Regions from separate parts of the Homo sapiens genome. Here regions 1, 2, 3, 5 and 6 are each linked to region 4. A link is a contact called in ENCODE Hi-C or POLR2A ChIA-PET data. All regions are on one chromosome and are shown on one strand. Each heading gives the region's core, a stretch centred on a gene start or an enhancer-like site at or near the end of the contact. The rest is flanking DNA. Distances are from core to core; before and after follow the strand shown. Region 1 holds the start of RAB11B (RAB11B, member RAS oncogene family). Region 2 holds the start of MBD3L1 (methyl-CpG binding domain protein 3 like 1). Region 3 holds the start of MARCHF2 (membrane associated ring-CH-type finger 2). Region 4 holds the start of ZNF557 (zinc finger protein 557). Region 5 holds the start of RPS28 (ribosomal protein S28). Region 6 holds the start of DUS3L (dihydrouridine synthase 3 like).

Evidence for each region. Hi-C counts contacts between places; a loop is a spot of excess contacts on that map. ChIA-PET counts read pairs that join two places held with the same protein, here RNA polymerase II (POLR2A). Pooled maps may share reads with other maps.
Region 1: a pooled map shows a loop between it and region 4 (22-fold over the local background). The contact joins the promoter of RAB11B here to the promoter of ZNF557 in region 4. A Hi-C loop is called at or near these places in 5 of 50 pooled maps. POLR2A ChIA-PET finds 5 or more read pairs at or near these places in 2 of 52 experiments (Caco-2 and IMR-90).
Region 2: a map of heart left ventricle shows a loop between it and region 4 (16-fold over the local background). The contact joins the promoter of MBD3L1 here to the promoter of ZNF557 in region 4. A Hi-C loop is called at or near these places in 3 of 168 maps with a recorded cell type or tissue (heart left ventricle and psoas muscle) and 16 of 50 pooled maps.
Region 3: a pooled map shows a loop between it and region 4 (11-fold over the local background). The contact joins the promoter of MARCHF2 here to the promoter of ZNF557 in region 4. A Hi-C loop is called at or near these places in 2 of 50 pooled maps. POLR2A ChIA-PET finds 5 or more read pairs at or near these places in 2 of 52 experiments (IMR-90 and activated T-cell).
Region 5: a pooled map shows a loop between it and region 4 (10-fold over the local background). The contact joins the promoter of RPS28 here to the promoter of ZNF557 in region 4. A Hi-C loop is called at or near these places in 3 of 50 pooled maps. POLR2A ChIA-PET finds 5 or more read pairs at or near these places in 2 of 52 experiments (HEK293 and activated T-cell).
Region 6: a loop to region 4 is called in a pooled map, with 24 times the contacts of the local background. The contact joins the promoter of DUS3L here to the promoter of ZNF557 in region 4. A Hi-C loop is called at or near these places in 11 of 50 pooled maps.

What each region holds. Positions count from the first base shown.
Region 1 is chr19:8,388,821-8,391,614 of GRCh38, forward strand. RAB11B (RAB11B, member RAS oncogene family) reads left to right here and starts at 1,540. Exons shown (of 5, transcript NM_004218.4): 1 at 1,540-1,636. The coding sequence starts at 1,597. It overlaps RAB11B-AS1 (RAB11B antisense RNA 1), which reads right to left and starts at 1,871. Exons shown (of 3, transcript NR_038237.1): 1 at 1,189-1,871. It overlaps MIR4999 (microRNA 4999), which reads right to left and starts at 560; the gene lies at 470-560. RefSeq lists silencers at 1,172-1,453, 1,673-1,932 and an enhancer at 1,203-1,402.
Region 2 is chr19:8,831,017-8,833,716 of GRCh38, forward strand. MBD3L1 (methyl-CpG binding domain protein 3 like 1) reads left to right here and starts at 1,361. Exons shown (of 3, transcript NM_001393532.1): 1 at 1,361-1,506. ZNF558 (zinc finger protein 558) reads right to left here and starts at 1,288. Exons shown (of 10, transcript NM_144693.3): 1 at 1,193-1,288; 2 at 302-385. RefSeq lists silencers at 1,068-1,337, 1,838-2,097.
Region 3 is chr19:8,412,014-8,414,809 of GRCh38, forward strand. MARCHF2 (membrane associated ring-CH-type finger 2) reads left to right here and starts at 1,292. Exons shown (of 5, transcript NM_001005415.2): 1 at 1,292-1,407. RefSeq lists enhancers at 1-46, 917-1,417 and silencers at 909-1,268, 1,299-1,458.
Region 4 is chr19:7,068,267-7,070,966 of GRCh38, forward strand. It overlaps ZNF557 (zinc finger protein 557), which reads left to right and starts at 1,437. Exons shown (of 8, transcript NM_024341.3): 1 at 1,437-1,507; 2 at 2,296-2,387.
Region 5 is chr19:8,320,059-8,322,758 of GRCh38, forward strand. RPS28 (ribosomal protein S28) reads left to right here and starts at 1,438. Exons shown (of 4, transcript NM_001031.5): 1 at 1,438-1,511; 2 at 1,598-1,645; 3 at 1,895-2,033; 4 at 2,214-2,700. The coding sequence starts at 1,473. The coding sequence ends at 2,017. NDUFA7 (NADH:ubiquinone oxidoreductase subunit A7) reads right to left here and starts at 1,317. Exons shown (of 4, transcript NM_005001.5): 1 at 1,250-1,317; 2 at 799-848. The coding sequence starts at 1,300. It overlaps KANK3 (KN motif and ankyrin repeat domains 3), which reads right to left. Exons shown (of 11, transcript NM_198471.3): 11 at 2,526-2,700. RefSeq lists enhancers at 1-404, 405-1,372, 1,227-1,466, 1,373-2,340, 2,341-2,700.
Region 6 is chr19:5,789,844-5,792,543 of GRCh38, forward strand. It overlaps DUS3L (dihydrouridine synthase 3 like), which reads right to left and starts at 1,320. Exons shown (of 13, transcript NM_020175.3): 1 at 1,201-1,320; 2 at 204-492. The coding sequence starts at 1,298. RefSeq lists an enhancer at 1,043-1,502.

The sequences.
Region 1 (2,794 bases), core at 290-2,789, 1.3 Mb after region 4:
TGCATAGTATATTGAAAATTTGCCAAGAAAGTACATTTTAGATACTCTCACTACACACACAGTTAATTATGGAAGGCAATGGATAGGTTAATTGCTTAACTCTCATAATTGGCCATGTGTGGTGAAAATGCCTGTAATCCCAGCACTTTGGGAGGCCAAGGTGGGCGAATCACCTGAGGTCAGGAGTTCGAGATCAGCCTGACCAACATGGAGAAACCCCGTCTCTACTAAAAATACAAAAAAATTAGCCAAGCATGGTGGTGCATGCCTGTAATCCCAGCTATTCGGGAGGCTGAGGCATGAGAATCGCTTGAACCCGGGAGGCAGAGGCTGCAGTGAGCCGAGAGCACACCATTGCACTTCAGCCTGGGCAACGACAGCAAAACTCCGTCTCAAAAAAAAAAAAAAAAACTGTCATAATTATTATTTCACTGGGTACATGTGTATCAAAACACACGCTGTACACCCTAAATATATAAAACAAACACATACTGTATTGTCAGGTAGTGATAAATCCTATCACTACCTGACAATACAGCAGTATGTGTTTTATTTTCTATATTACCTATTTTTATATTTTACCTATGTGGCAAAATATAGGACAAAAGAGGGGTAGTGGTAGGAGGTCCTGTTGGAGAGCATTGGTATCCAGTAAGGATTTAAAAGTATTTATTTAACAAAGAATAGCAGAAAGTGGACGGTTGATTCACACTTGGTGCAATCTCGGCTCACTGCAACCTCCACCTCCCAGGTTCAAGCGATTCTCCTGCCTCAACCTCCTGAGTAGCTGGGTTTACAGGCACCAGCGACCACGCCCGACTAATTTTTGTATTTTTAGTAGAAACGGGGTTTCACCATGTTGGTCAGGCTGGTCTCGAACTCCTGACCTCGTGATCCGCCAGCCTCGGCCTCCCAAAGTCCTGGAATTACAGGCGTGAGCCACCGCGCCTGGCTGATCTGGTTATTTTCAAAAGATTCCATGAGACGGGTTTCTTCAGTTTACAGAGGAGGAAACTGAGGCACAGAAGGATAACCCAGTGAGTCCCAATATAGAGATGGAGACTGCAACCGAGAAAGGGGACCCAGCGCTGAGGTCCCCGGAAATGGTCATTTATGGGCTTGGGGGGCGACCAGGGCAGCGCGCGCTGACCTATGACGTCATCGGGACGTTAAGCATCGTAGCATTACCTGGACGTAGCCCCATTTCTCTTCCCGGACAGGTCCTCTGATAGTCGGGTAGGTTCTCAATCAAGCCTCTCATTAGTTATTTGGTCTGTCAATCCATTTCATTCCTGCAGTCTTCCGCCCCGCCCTCTTGAGCTCGCCCCTGATAGGCTGGCGCGTCCGTCACTTCAAAAAGGTCCGCATTCCTTCCGCCTTTCTCCAGGACACCGAGGGCGAGGAGGGTGGTACCAAGCGGCGCCCACCCTCAGAGCACTACTTCCATCTCTGATTGGCTTCGCTGGGTGCCCGTCGCTACTCCACTCGCCGCTGATAGGCCATTCAACCGCCGCTCTGCGCGGCGCCGGCTCCGCCCCCGTCGGGTGTTTGTGGTGGGGCTGCGGAGTCGCCGATCCCGCCGGAAGCGCCAGGACAATGGGGACCCGGGACGACGAGTACGACTACCTATTCAAAGGTGCGGCCGGTGGGGCACAGACGGGCGAAGTCGTGGCGGCGAGGCGGCGGGCAGACGGGCCAAGGCCGCGCTCCAGGCCGCTGGGCCCAGGCCGGAGCCCGGGGCTTGGGGCCCGGCGGGTCAGGCAGCCGGGAAGGCCGGAGCCGACCGGGCAGCATCAGCTTCGGGCTAGGATGCGCGGCTATACGGAGCCGGAGGCCCGGAGAGACCTGGGGGACCTAGGACGCGCCGGGGCGGGGCCAGAGCCTAGAGGGGGTGGGGCCCGGAGCGGTGGGAGAGGCTGTTAGGGCGGGGCCTCCGCAGGGGGTGGAGCTTTCCCAAGATTTGGCGGGCCGGGCTGGGCTGAAAGCGTGATTCGGGATGGGGGCGGGGTTTTTAGGGGCGGGGCTAAGGCGTGATGGGCGTGACCAATAGGTGGGTTGGGCCTGGGCAAACGGAGGCGGGGCTCTCACGAGGCTTGTCCTGATTGGGGCAGCGTGTTTGGGGGTGGGGCCCGGGAGAGGCGGGGCAGGCAATGGGGGCTGGGCCGAGATGAGGGCCTGGGGGTGAGGTGTGTGGTGGTGGGAGCCTTGGATTGGGGTGCAAAGCTGGGATTGAGTGGAAAGGCACCCGTGTGTGCAGCAAGAATTCCATCTCTTCACTCAGAACTCTCAACAGTGCTAAGCCAGTACTTGCACTTTTCTGAGCACTTTACCCGAATTAACTAAAATCCTCACTGCAGCCCTTTGAGGTTGATACTAACCAGCCTCTCTTTTTACACGTTGGGAAACTGAGGCCCAGAGTGACAAAGACACAGTTTATAAGTGTTGGAACCCGATTGAGCCCAGGCCACCTGTAGGCCTTACCACTTAGGAAGCGTGTCTTAGGGGGCTTGTGGCCAGCATCTGGGACTTTGGGTTGTTGGACCAACTTCTTCCAACACGTGCGCACTGATGGCCGGGGCCCCAGCCAGCCTGCTGGAGGGTCTTCCCCGCCCGAGGGACTGAGGGGGCTCTAGGAGCATCACATAAGGCCTAGGTAGATCAGGCAGCCATTGCCCATTTAGGGACAGCTGGAGGAAGCCGGAGTCCCTTGTTTCTCAGCTGAGCCTTCTGTGCCCAGCTACACTTTGGCCTAGTGGTCTGCCCTGGTTGCTGGGCTCCCTGGCTGACAATGGCA
Region 2 (2,700 bases), core at 111-2,610, 1.8 Mb after region 4:
AAATTCAGAAACTTTTAGCATTACGGCATACCAGAAAATCTGTCTTTAGCTACAGTTACACATCTTTACGTTATTTGTATGTTTGTTTTGTGGATACTTATTTGCATGTAACTGTATTTACTTATTTACACACATGTAACCATAAACACCTCTGTCTTTTTACCTTGAACTTTCCTTAAGATACCTTCACTCTTAGTGACTTCAATGTGGTTACAACCCCAGCACAGGAAAAGCCCACGAGGAGTTCTTCTACACAGCAGAGCCTGCTGAAACCTTGTTGTAGGTTCCACACTGTACTCACCTGGTCACCCAAAAACCCACAACAACAGGTGGACCTTGTGGCAGGCTTCAACACGAATCTGAGCTTGAATGATGCTTTTCTCATCTGAAAAAAAAAAAAAGACACAAAGATTTCTTTCGAGGCTTTGTATAGGTTGTACAGTTGTTGGATACGGCTGCCGGAAACACCATCCCATTCACTTTTTTTGGGTACTCAATGATTAAATGTGTAATAAGGGCCCAGCCTGTGGGCCATGACTGGCTTTACCTGATTCCCATCTGGCCATCTGCTCCGTAAGAGGGGAGAAAGCAGCTTAACGCTGTGTGCATTTGACTTGCTCAACTTACTACGCTGGAGAGAGATTCTATGGTGACTCCACAGGCTTTAAAAATATCTTGTCACTTAGAGGCCCTATTAAGTGACTAAACTGAATTTTTAACAATTTATGTAGTTTATTCAGAACTGCAGAGATTTTTTTTTTAAGGCCCTAGAGCAGGGTTTCCCAACCTGGCACTACTGATAATTCTTTGTTGTGGGGGACTGTCCTGTACAACGTAGGATCTTTAAGAGCAAGCAGCGTCCCTCTTCCCCGGCCTCCACCCTCTAGGTGACAGTAGCAGCCTCCCCTCCCCACAATTTGTGAAAACCACAGTCGTCTCCAGCTACAGCCAAAAGTCCCCTGGGGTGCGGAATCGCCCCGGGTGAGGGCGACTGGGGTTCCCTGAGGAGGCAACAGCGGCGCGGGGCCCCGACCCAGGAGCAAGCAGCAGCTTCGTGCTGACCTAAGCTCACAGCCCGAGGCCTCATGAACCGAAACACGGCTCCCTGGAGGGACGCAGGGCCCGTGGCTGGCGGTGTCCGCGGCCCACGTCGCCCCCTGGACTCGGACCCGAGCCCCCGCCAGTCGCTCACCGAGCCCGGCCCCTCCCGCGGGGCCAAAAGCGCCGACTCGCGGGGACGGAGGGACTCGCTCCCCGCTGCCCCACGCGCGGCCCCTCCCACGGTACCGCCCCGCGCTTCCGCTTCCGGTCTGGGGAGAGGTGCGCTGCACGTCCCCTTCCGGCTCGCGCGGGCAGCCTCGCAGAGTCGAGCGTGTTGGGGGTTCGGCGCTTAGGCGACAGGCGCGGCGGGCGGGAGCGGCGGCCGCGAACCCCAGCCTTGGGCAGAGGTGTTCTAGTTTGCTTAGTGGGCACAAAGTTGGGCCCTGGCCTGGGGCAGTAGCGGGGGTAAGGTTGGCCCTGGGGGCGGGGCCAGGCTGTGAGCCGCACGAGGCCTGGGGGCGGGGCTGGTTGTGGGCGGAGATCAGTTCCGGGGCGGGGCTGAAGGCGGGGAACCGGCTGAGGCCGTACCAGGCCTGGAGGGCGAGGCTGATTGGGCAGAGACCAGTTCCAGGGTCGGGGCTGTGGGTGGGGCCCAGTTCTCGGGGCGGATGGTATAAGGCTTCTAGAGCGGGGATGACTGAGCAGAGACCAGTTACAGGGGTGGAGACCTCCATTTCCGGGGCGGGGCTGAGCGGGAACCAGGCTGTGGTTGTGACAGCCCTGGAGGTTGGGGCTGGCTGTGGGCGGAGATAAGCTCCGGGCCGGGCGGAGGGCGGGGACTAGGCTGTGGGTGTACCGGTCTTGGAGGGCAGTGGTGATTGGCAGAGAGCAGTTCTAGGGGCGGAGCTATGGGGTGGCAGCAAGCCTGGGGGCGGGGCTGACTGTGGGCGGAGACCAGTTCTGGGGGCGGGACTGTGGGCTGCACCAGGCCTGGGGAGGGGGCAGTGGGTGGAGACCAGTTCCAGGGGCAGGGATCTGGGTATGAATAAAAGGGTGTATGATGTGGGTGGGTTGGGATAGGCCCAGGAGCCAGGATTGTGGGAGATCAGATTCAGGGGTAGGGCCTTCCTTGGATCCCTAGATTGTTGATACAGTTACTGCCCCATGTTCATACAACCCAATAGGATCAGATTATGTATGCACATTTGTCTATAACTTGCTTTCCCAAGGCAGAACATAGTGATTTAACACTAAGAGTTTAGGGGAGCAGGAGAGGACTGGGTCATAGATACACATATAGGAAAACTTAAGAATGGTACAAAGTCAGTCAAATATTCTCCCACCACGGTCTTTCAGTTCTTTTGCTCAGAGGCAAAAATAATTTTCTCCTCTATCTTTCCAGATATAGTGTGGACATGTATGTGTGTGTATGTGTGTATGCCGTAGTCATATTCATGGAATAAATGCTATTACCTCCCCCCCAACAAGTCTCTGTTTTATACACCATGGATATAGACTGAACAAAATAGGTAAACGTCCTTGCCCTCAGAGAACGTGCATTTTAGTTGTGAGTTGGGCAGGAGAAATGGACAGTGAATGTGATAAATAGAATACATGGTGGGTTGGTGCGTTAGATACCACTAAGTGCTGGTTGGACCT
Region 3 (2,796 bases), core at 42-2,541, 1.3 Mb after region 4:
GCAGTGGCAAGATCTCCGCTCACTGCAACCTCCACCTTGCAGATTCAAGCAATTCTCCTGCCTCAGCCTCCTGAGTAGCTGGAATTACAGGTGCCCACAACAAAACCCAGCTAATTATTTGTATTTTTAGTACAGACAGGGTTTCACCATGTTGGCCGGGCTGGTCTCGAACTCCTGACCTCAAATGATCCAAGTGCTGGGATTACAGGCATGAGTCACTGCACCTGGCCTTTGAATGGGCTCTGGGAATTACATGATAATATTAGATGAACATTAATTTTCTGATTTTGAAGGTTATACTGTGATTATGTGCAAAAGTGTGCTTATACTAAGTGAACATATAGTGCAGTATTTTTTTAAAAATTGATCTGTCTTAGAGATGGGGGTGGGTGAGTTTACTATGTTGCCCAGACTGGCCTCGAACTCCTGGGCTCAAGTGATCCTCTTGCCTCAGCCTCCAGAGCAGCTGGGACTACAGGCCTGGGCCACCACACTTGGCTAACTTTTATTTTATTTTATTTTATTATTTATTTATTTATGTATTTATTTGAGACAGAGTCTCACTCTGTCACCCAGGCTGGAGTGCAGTGGCGCGATGTCGGCTCACTGCAAGCTCTGCCTCCCGGGTTCACGCCATTCCTCTGCCTCAGCCTCCCGAGTAGCTGGGACTACAGGCGCCCGCCACCACGCCCGGCTAATTTTTTTGTATTTTTAGTAGAGACGGGGTTTCACCGTGTTAGCCAGGATGGTCTCGATCTCCTGACCTCGTGATCCGCCCGCCTCGGCTTCCCAAAGTGCTAGGATTACAGGCGTGAGCCACCGCGCCCATCCTTTTAAATTTTTTGTAGAGACGGGAACTCACCATGTTGCCCAGGCTGGTCCCCAACATCTGGCCTCAAGCGATCCTTCCGTCTCGGCCTCCCAAAGTGCTCCGATTACAGGCATGAGCCACTGCACCCGGCCAGTCTCAAAAAAAAAAAAGTTAAATTCTGCAGAGGTTTTATTTATTAGAGGACGCTGGCCGTCTGCAGGTGGCGCAGCAGCACCCCCTCGTGCCTGGGGCGGGGCTGGGGCGGGGCCAGTGCTGGGGCGGAGCCGGAGCTGGGGGCGGAGCCAAGACGCGGCAGGGGCGGAGCCAGCAGCTGCGGCACAGCGGGGCCTGTGCGGCCCAAGTCGTCCCTGTGGCCTCCGGCCCCGCCTCTTAGGGCGGGACGTGCAAGGCGATTGGCGAATGCAGGCGAGAGGCGGTCGCTATTGGTCCGCGGCGCTGTCGGCTCGGCGGGCGGTGCCCGGACGCAGGTGCCGGCCGGAGCGGAGCTAGTGGCGCCGACGGGCCGGGCCGGGCCGGGACCGGGGCCGAGGCGAACCGAGGGGCCTGTGCGGCCGCCCGGCCCGGCCGCGGATCAGGTAGGCACGGGCCTGCAGGTAGGGCCGGAGGACGCCAGTCCGCGGGCCGGCCCCGGGTTCGAGGCCGGAGCTCGGCACCCGGGCGGGACGGCTGGGCTCGATCCCTTGGCCACAGCCTTCTCGGGGACGCGGGGACCTCAGTTCCCGTGTCAAGGCCGGTGGGAGGTCTCCGGGGTCCGGCACACATAGGCGCCTCTCCGAGCCTCGGTTTCCCCACCTGTGAAACTGGGTCATCCCATTGCCAACCTGATGGGGCTTCTGGGAGGATTCAGGAGGTGGCTGGTGCAGAAAACGCCTGACACACAGTAGGCAACTGCTAAGTGGCCAATGCCCTTCCCCAACCTCCTTCTCAGAGCGGCTCTGCCTGCAAAATAGTAAGTTATAATATAATGACCCAGCCACTTTGCACAAAGATGCTGAAACAGGATGCCCTGTGCTATGTGGGTGCTCAAAACGGGGTAGTCAAATGGGCATGTTGAGCTCATTCAGTTCTTTTGAAACCATACTGAGTAGGTGGAAGCAGTAGAAATGTCCCCTGTTATACAGTTGAGAGAGTCCAGGCTCAAAGAGGTTAAGTGTCTTGCCCAGGGCCACACAGCACATAAGGAGTAGAGCTGGGATTGGAACCTTGCTTCTCATGCAGGGAGGAATGAATGCAATAACAACCTCCACATTTACCCTAAAAAATATTAATAGAGCTTTTATTGAGCACTTACTGTGTGTGCCAGGGTTGACTGTGTGACCTCTCATCAACAACTCTGTAAGCTGATGATAGTAATTATAATAAGAGCTAATAGTTATTAACTTCTTAATTTTTTACTAATTTATGAACTACATATCATTATGACTCCCCGTCTTTTTTTTTTTTAGACAGAGTCTCTCTCTCTTGCCCAGGCTGGAATGCAGTGGCACGATCTGAGCTCATTGCAACCTCTGCCTCCCAGATTCAAGCGATTCCTACCTCACCCTGGTCAAGTAGTTGGGATTACAGGCCCCCGCCACCGTGCCTGGCCAATTTTTGTCTTTTTAGCAGAAACGGGGTTTCACCATGTTGACCAGGCTGGTCTCGAACTCCTGGCCTCAAGTGATCCACCTTCCTTGAACTCCCAAAGTGCACAAAGTGCTGGGATTACAGGCGTGAGCCACTGCGCCCGGCCTGTAACACTCATTTTAGAGATGATAATACTGAGGCTGAGAGAGTAAAACAGCTGCCTGAGACCACAATGTAGGGAGTTTTAGGGCCCTCTGATTCCTCTGCCCTCTGTTTCCTACCTTCAGGAAAAGGAGCCTGGGCAGGTATGGAAAAGACTGGGGGGCCTCAGTGCCACCCTAAACAAGCCTAGCTAAGGGTGAGCTTTACTGGATGAATTCAGCCTGGAGGCTCCTTCT
Region 4 (2,700 bases), core at 187-2,686:
ATTTTATGACATCAATATTTACCATTTGTAGCATCTAAACCTTAGCCAGACATGTAACAAGTAGTATGTCATTAATAATTTTTTCTCATTTTTTCTTTTGATCTCTTAAATTTTAAAATTTCCTTTTTTATTTCTTCCTATGAATCCAACACCTATTTTCTCCACCAGAAATGTAGTTCTCTTTTCAGTAGATCCAGATGTGCACTAGACAATTAATCAGCTTTGGCTTTCACTTGGAGACATCCCTCCCTAGTCCTCCCTCCCCTCGTCCCCCTCTGGATGGGAGAAATATGCATACATGATCCCATTTTTGAAAGAAATTAGGAAGCTCAAAATCACACAAAAAGGCTGGGTGTGGTGTGGCTCACACCTGTAATCTCAGCACTTTGGGAGGCCGAAGTGGGGTATGACTTGAGGCCATGAGTTCTAGACCATCCTGGGCAACACAGACCTCCTCTCTACAAACAAATACAAAAATAGTCAGGCTTGGTAGTGTGGGAGGCCCGGGTGGAAGGATGGCTTGAGCTCAGGAGGTCGAGGCTGCAGTGAGCTATGATTGCACCACTGCACTCCAGCCTGGGCCACAGAGTGAGACCCTGTCTCAAAACAAACAAACGAAAAGCCACACACACACACACACACACACACGCCCTAAATGTGTGGCTATATCATTTTAACAGGCGGTGAATGTGGAGAAATGACTGAAGAAAACTTTAAAGAGTTCATTTTGCATCCTGCTACCTGAACAGTTTTAAAATCCACAAAAAGCCCTACACCCAAAAACTGACCTCCACCAAGTCTTGTCCTCTCAGCCTACTAGCTCAACCCCATTCCATGCCCCACCACTGCCTTATCTTGTCCACATACTCGCCCACCAAACCTGGTATTAACCCACAGCAAGATCCGCCCATCAAACCTAATGCCCGCCCACAACCTCGCCCCGGAACTTAGTCTCTGTCCTGACAGCCCCGCCCCCATGCCTGGTACCGCCCACGGTCCCGCCCCAGAACTTCTCCCCACCCCCGGAGCTGATCTCCACCCACACTCAGCCCTGCCTCCAGGCCTGGTACCGCCCACAGCCCCGCTCCAGAGTTGGTCCCCGCCCCCGGAACTGGTCCCCGTCAACACTCAGGCCCGCCTCCAGGCCTGGTACCGCCCACAGCCCCGCTCAAGAGCTAGTTCCGCCCCCAACCCTGCCACAGACCCGCGCCAGGACGACCCTGCCTCCGCGGCTGTCCCTAGCCAGGGCCCAACCTGGTTCTATTAATAACTAAGCAAACTAGAACACCTCAGCCGGAGGCTGGGGTGCGCGGCTGCTGCACCTGCAGCCTGAACCCGGGGGTCCTGACACGCCGCATTTTGGGCTGGGACCAGCTGGAGCCGGAAGCGGAGGTGCAGTGTGGCTAGCCGGAGACCGGAAGCGGAAGCGCGCTTGTGTCTTGTGAGAAGAGCCGCGCTTGCAGCGTCTGGGAGAATCTTTCGGTCTCCGCGAGAGGTGCTTCATTCCGTGAGTCCGAGTCCAGAGAGGGGCCCCAGCCGCGGGCCTGCGTCCCTCCCGGGAGCCGGGTTTCCGCCCCTGAGGCCTCGGGCTGTGCGCTCAGTTAAGCCCGAAGCTGCTGTTTCCTCCGGTGTCCGGGCCCCGCGCCCCTGTCATCCTCACTCTGTCGTCCTCACCCTGTCGCCCTCACCCGGGGCGATTCTGCGCCCCAGGGGACTTTTGGCTATAGTTGGAGACGGTTTGGGATGTCACAAAATGGAGGGTAGGAGGGACTGTGCTACTACTGTAATCTAGAGGGTGGAGGCCAGGGATGCTAGCAGCTCAGCATCCTGCAGCGCGTAAAGCAGCCGCCGCCAGCAAAGACTCATCCAGCCCCAAATGTCATTAGTGCCCAGGTTGGGAAACCCTGCTGGAGGGCATTAAAATCTCTGCAGTCCTGAATACACTGTAGAAATTATTTAGAATTCAGCCGAGTCCACTTATAAGGCCTAAAGTGACGAATTTAAAGCATCTGGAGTCACCATACAATCTCCAGCCAAATGAGTTAAGCAAGTCAGATGAAAACAGCTTTAAGCTTCTTGTCCCATTTTAGGGACCAGATGGCTGGATAGGAATCTGGTGAATTCAGGCACAGCCAGTAGCCTGGGTTCTTATTCTTTAAATCAATTTTTTTTAAGTGAATGGGGTGGTCTTTCTATGCAACAACTGTATTAGTCTCAGTAAATACATTTTACTATACGTACATATTACTCCCTACAAAAGGCCTCATAAGCGATTTTTGTGCCCTTTTTATTTAGACGAAAAAAGTATAATTCAAGCTCAGATTTGTGTTGAAACCAGCCTCAAGTTTCACCTATCCTCACTGATCCGTGGACTTCTGTATGATCAGGTAGGTACCGTGTAGAACCTGCAAGTTGCAAGACTCCACTGTGTAGAAAACCTGTGAATGGATTTTTCCTGTGTTCAGGTTGTAAACACAAGGACTCACTAACAGTGAGGGTATTTTTTTTTTTTTTTTTGAGACAGAGTCTCACTCCGTTGCCCAGCCTGGAGTGCAGTGGTGCGATCTCAGCTCATTGCAACATCTGCCTCCCAGGTTCAAGCAGTTCTCCTGCCTCAGCCTCCCAAGTAGCTGGAATGACAAGGGTGCACCACCACGCCCAGCTAATTTTTGTATTTTTAGTAAAGATGGGGTGTTGCCA
Region 5 (2,700 bases), core at 188-2,687, 1.3 Mb after region 4:
TTGGCCAGGCTGGTCTCAAACTCCTGACCTCGTGATCCGCCTGCCTCAGCCTCCCCAAGTGCTGGGATCACAAGCGTGAGCCACCGCGCCCGGTCAGAATGTTTTTTCAATAATTATTCTTTGAATGGGTCCTTCCCATCATTCAGGGGACTCAACTGTCAATTTCCAAAGAAAGATCTTTCCCAATCATCTGACTTTACGTAGCCACCCTCCAGCTTCCACTTATTTTGTTTTGTCTTCAAAGCATTCCAGAACAATACTACCTGCTGTGTTTGTTTCCCTACTATGCTTCTCCCTAGAATGTGGCGTCCATGAAAGAATGTGGATAAGAACTTTCCTGGTTCACAAAGTTAAACCCAAGGCTGAGGTCATACATGACGGGGGCTTGTAAATATCAACTAATATTTTAATATAAATGAGTCTGAAATCAGGACACTTCTGGGTTCAAGTCCCCGCTGCCACTTTTTAGCTTCTGAGTGACTTGAGGCAAATGATTTCGCCTCTCTGGACCTCTTTTTTCATCTGTAGCTTGGGGATAACACTGACTAACATGGCCACGCTGAGCACTGCAAATCTAGCCTGATTGCCAGTCAGAATGCACGCCCGGCCTCGCTGTTTCAGGAGGGCTGTCCTCCGGAGTTCAGCAAGGTTAAAGGCAAACCTCTGCCTCCACAGCCTGGCAGGGGACTGGTGGCAGGATGTCAGCCCTCCGTTTCAGGGGTCTAAAGGAACACAGATTTCGTTTTTGGTGGAGAAAGGACAGAGCCAGAGGCTGGGCAGCGAGCGGGGCCTGCTCACCGCTTGGAGATCTCCTGGTAGCGTAGCTGCAGCTTCCCCTGCAGGTCATGCTGTGGGAAGAGGAGAGGAGAGGTCGGCCTGCAAGGCACCCCAGGAGAGAGGAAAGGAGAGGGCAAGGGACCAGGGATGGTCCGGGGATGCGCATTTTAAGGGAAGGCAGGGGATGAACACTCGGGGAAACGGATGTGGGTCCTGCAGGTGAAGAGCAAAGCCAGAGTCCGGGCCCACAGATCCAAGGCTAAGAAGGTCGGGGACTGGGGAAATCCCAGGCCTGAGTGGTTCCCAGGCCAGGAGAGGGTCCCGGGCTGAAGGGGTGACTAGCTGGGGGTTCCCAGGGAGATTCGGGGAGAGCGAAGGGTCCCGGCTTAGGAGGGAGGTGAGGAGCAGGAGCGGGTCCCGGACACACGGAGCCCGAAGCCCCCCATGGTGCAGCCCTGTCCGCCCCGCGCACCCCGGACGCCCAGTTCCGCAGCCGCTGGATGAGACGGGTGGCGGACGCCATCTTCCGTCCGCGATACTGAAGGGCGCAGCCGGTGACGTCTCCACCGCTGGGGCTGCTGGGAAAGACGCGGCGTGGTATCGCGAGACGGGAGTGGGCGGTGCTAGAACGTCCTATAAAGGCTCTCCCCGAAGCACGTGACTCCTCTCCGCCAGACCGCCGCCGCGCCGCCATCATGGACACCAGCCGTGTGCAGCCTATCAAGCTGGCCAGGGTGAGGTGGGGGCCCGAATTTGGGGGCAGGGGGAGGGATTAGAGGAGCCAAACGGGCCGGGTCTGAACCCAGCTTCTTTCCTCCAGGTCACCAAGGTCCTGGGCAGGACCGGTTCTCAGGGACAGTGCACGCAGGTAATCGGGTGGGGGCATTTGGCCGACTGCCGGCGACCTAAACCCTGATGTGACCTCTACCCTGCCCTAACCCCTGCCAGCCGGAATCCGGGAGCCGATTCTCATTTCATCACGGGGTTCTGATGGTTCCCTTTAACGATCTGTATTCTGGCCCCGACACGTTCTCTGAATTCATATCTGCTTCCCACTCCGCGGTGCCTTTCCGCGGCCCGCCCTTACTTCTTCCTCCACTCCGGTGGGGACCCGTAGGTGCGCGTGGAATTCATGGACGACACGAGCCGATCCATCATCCGCAATGTAAAAGGCCCCGTGCGCGAGGGCGACGTGCTCACCCTTTTGGAGTCAGAGCGAGAAGCCCGGAGGTTGCGCTGAGCTTGGCTGCTCGCTGGTGGGTGCAAAGAGGACACCCCTTTGATAGACCTTTGGTTGGTGGTAGGGAGGCTTCGTTAAGCCCAGGGTGAGAGGGTTTGGGAGGCAGAGTCTACATACAGAGACTGACAAGAGGGAGGCGGGAGTTTGCCAATTGCTGCGGGGCCTGTCAACATCTCATGTTTGGGTCTGTTTACAGGGTCTTGGATGTCGGGTTCGACCACTTGGCCGATGGGAATGGTCTGTCACAGTCTGCTCCTTTTTTTTGTCCGCCACACGTAACTGAGATGCTCCTTTAAATAAAGCGTTTGTGTTTCAAGTTAACTCAGGTTCTTGTCTGGGTTATACGACTAGGGTTTCTCCAGGTTTCTTGAGTGGCTCCCAGGCGGTCACCGATCCTCCGCACTCTGGAAATCCTGGCCGTGCGGTCTTGCCAAACGAAGCTTTTCCTTTTTGAGGCGGGGGGTCGTGTTTGTCGATTGCACCCTCTACCCCAAACAAAACACAAGCGTAGTAGGAATGTTTTATTAGCAAAGAAGTTTCAGAGAGTGGGTGGATCAGGGCTCTATCACTTGGTCCCCACCTCACCTTGGTGGGGCCAGAGTGAGCCCCTTCCTGCCACAGTCACCCCAACTGAAATTGCCTTTCTCTTCGGCCAGTGTTAGCCTCTGAGCAGGGGACCCTGG
Region 6 (2,700 bases), core at 70-2,569, 1.3 Mb before region 4:
CGTGCCTCTGCATCTCCATTTATACAATGAGAACAATGACAAGCCCTACAATGTATCCCGAGGAGAATGAAGACGGAATGGCATCAGAGCAAGCTCACTGCTCGTTGCTGAAGGCCCAGGAGCTTTCTAACAATTACCCGCTGCCAGGAAACACACCCTGCTCCTGCCTGCCCCGGCAGGAATGCTCACGTGGCCGCACTTGCCTGGATTAGGGAGGGACACAGCCTGTTCTTGTCGTAGTTCGTGGGCTTCACATGGGGCCGGCCCTTGTTTTGTCCCCGGGCCCTCTTCTGAGTCTGTAGCTGCTCCCCGGGCTCTGCTGCCTCCTCCGTCTGCCCGTCCGCCGTCTGTCCATCCTCCAGTCGGATCCGCTTAGCCTCAGGCTCAGCCAGCTCATTGCCAGCAGGGTCTCCTACCTCGGTTTCCCGGCAAGTCTTCTCCTGCCCTTTGGCTTCCAGGAATTGGTGAAACTGCTCCTTGGTGGTGAGGTATCTGCCGACAGAAAGGGAAAGGAAAACCCTCCGAACATAGTCAATAAACACTGGGGAAAGGAGGCTAGAAACACTTGCACGTCCTTAAATCCTTCTGCTGATGGGGAGCTCACTACTTAAGAACCAGCCAGCTCCCAGCCTGGGAGCCCCTCACGGCCTCAAAAAAGACCTATTTTGTCCCTGGGTCCTCACTGTCCAAAGTGTTGCGCGAAACTATTATCAGGTTCAGTCAAGAACGTCCCTGCGCACGTTAGGCTGCGAAAAACTACAATTCCCAGCATGCCTTGAAGCGGAGTCTAAGCCACCACATTTCCCAGCACGCCTTTCGGCCCTTCAAACACCGCAGGCCCCAGCACGCCCCGCGGCACTCGCTTCAACCCCAAGACCCGCCAGTAACGGCCGCTGGCAGAGCACATGCGCCGTACGTCCATATGCAGGGACTACAATCCCCAGTATGCAGCGCGGGCCTGGCCTCAAATCCCACCTGCCCTAGCATGCACGTGGTGTCCTTCGCGCATGTGACAGGCCCCAACGTGCACGATCTCAGGTACCTCCGCTGACCACCCTGCAGGCGGAAGAACGGCCCGGAATGAAGAGCCGGTGGCTTCTCGCCCTCAGCCGCTGCCTAATCTCCCGGCATGCACAGCTCGGACCGCGCTATGGGTGCCGGAAAAGGCCCTTCAGCTTCCCTCCTGCCCCGGCGACTCACTGACGCTTAATGGGCGCCACTCCTCGTTCCAAAGCTCCGGCTCCCGAGTCGCCACCACCACCATTCTCTAGAGGAGCCTCCGCCGTTCCCTCCGCCATCGGCGCCCCTCACATCCGCTCTGGAGTGTGGCGGGAAGACCTTCCGGGTCACGCGTGTCTTCCCTGATTGTGCTGGGGAAGTGCGCATGCTCATGTCGTTCCAATGACGCCATTGCTCGCTCGTGACGCCACGGGGGCGGTGCCTGCACATGGGTGGAGCCTCAGGTCCTATATAAACTAGAGCCTGGCCAATTGCGAACTGGACTGCAATCAGCTTCTGGACTGAGGAAATTTAACTGTTAGGGTGTTTTGGAGGTTTTTGTCTTTGTTGTTCTGTTGAAACGGTTTCGTTCTGTCGCCCAGGCTGGAGTGCAGCGGTACGATCACGACTCACCGCAGCCTCGTCCTGGGCTCAAGCTATCCTCCCACCTCAGCCTCCCAAGTAGCTGCGTCTACAGACATGCACCAATAGGCCTGGATAATTTTTAAATTTTTTGTAGAGACGAGGTCTTGCCAGGTTGCCCAGGCTGATCTTGAACTCTTGGGCTCAAGCGATTCTCCCACTTTGGCCTCCCAAGCATTGGGATTACAGGCGTGAGCCATGGTTCCCGGCCCCTGCTAGGGTTTTTAAAAATGTAAATTAGGGGTCGGGAGCGGTGGCTCACGCCTGTAATCCCAGCACTTTGGGAAGCCGAAGCGGGCGGATCACTTGAGGTCAGCAGTTTGAGACCAGCCTGGCCAACATGGTGAAACCCCGTCTCCACTAAAAATATAAAAAATTAGCTGGGCGTTGTGGCACATACCTGTAATCCCAGCTACTTGGGAGGCTGAGGCAGGAGAATCGCTTGAACCCGGGAGGTGGAGGTTGCAGTGAGCTGAGATCACGCCATTGCACTCCAGCCTGAGGGACAGAGCGAGACTGTCTCTAAATAAATAAATAAATAAGGCCGGGTGTGGTGGCTCACGCCTGTAATCCCAGCACTTTGGGAGGCCGAGGTGGGCACGTCAGGAGTTCGAGACCAGCCTGGCCAACATGGCGAAACCCCGTCTCTACTAAAAATACAAAAATTAGCCAGGCATGGTGATGGGCGCCTGTAATCCCAGCTACTCAGGAGGCTGACGCAGGAGAATCGCTTGAACCTGGGAGGCGGAGGTTACGGTGAGCCGAGATCGGCCGTTTCACTCCAGCCTGGGCGACAGAGCAAGACTCCATCTCAAAAAAAAAAAAAAAAAGTAAATTACACTACTTTTATGCAGGACATTAGTTTCAACAAATAATTAGTTGAGCATCTGTATGCCAGATGCTGTGCTAGATGCTGGGGGCGTGGTAGTAAACAAAACGGAGAAATCATTACCTTTAAGAGCTAACTTGGGAGTCGGAAACACAGACGAAAAACATAATACTCCTCGGAATTTTGGAGATTGGTTCCAAGACCGCATATACCAAAATCCGCGTATACTC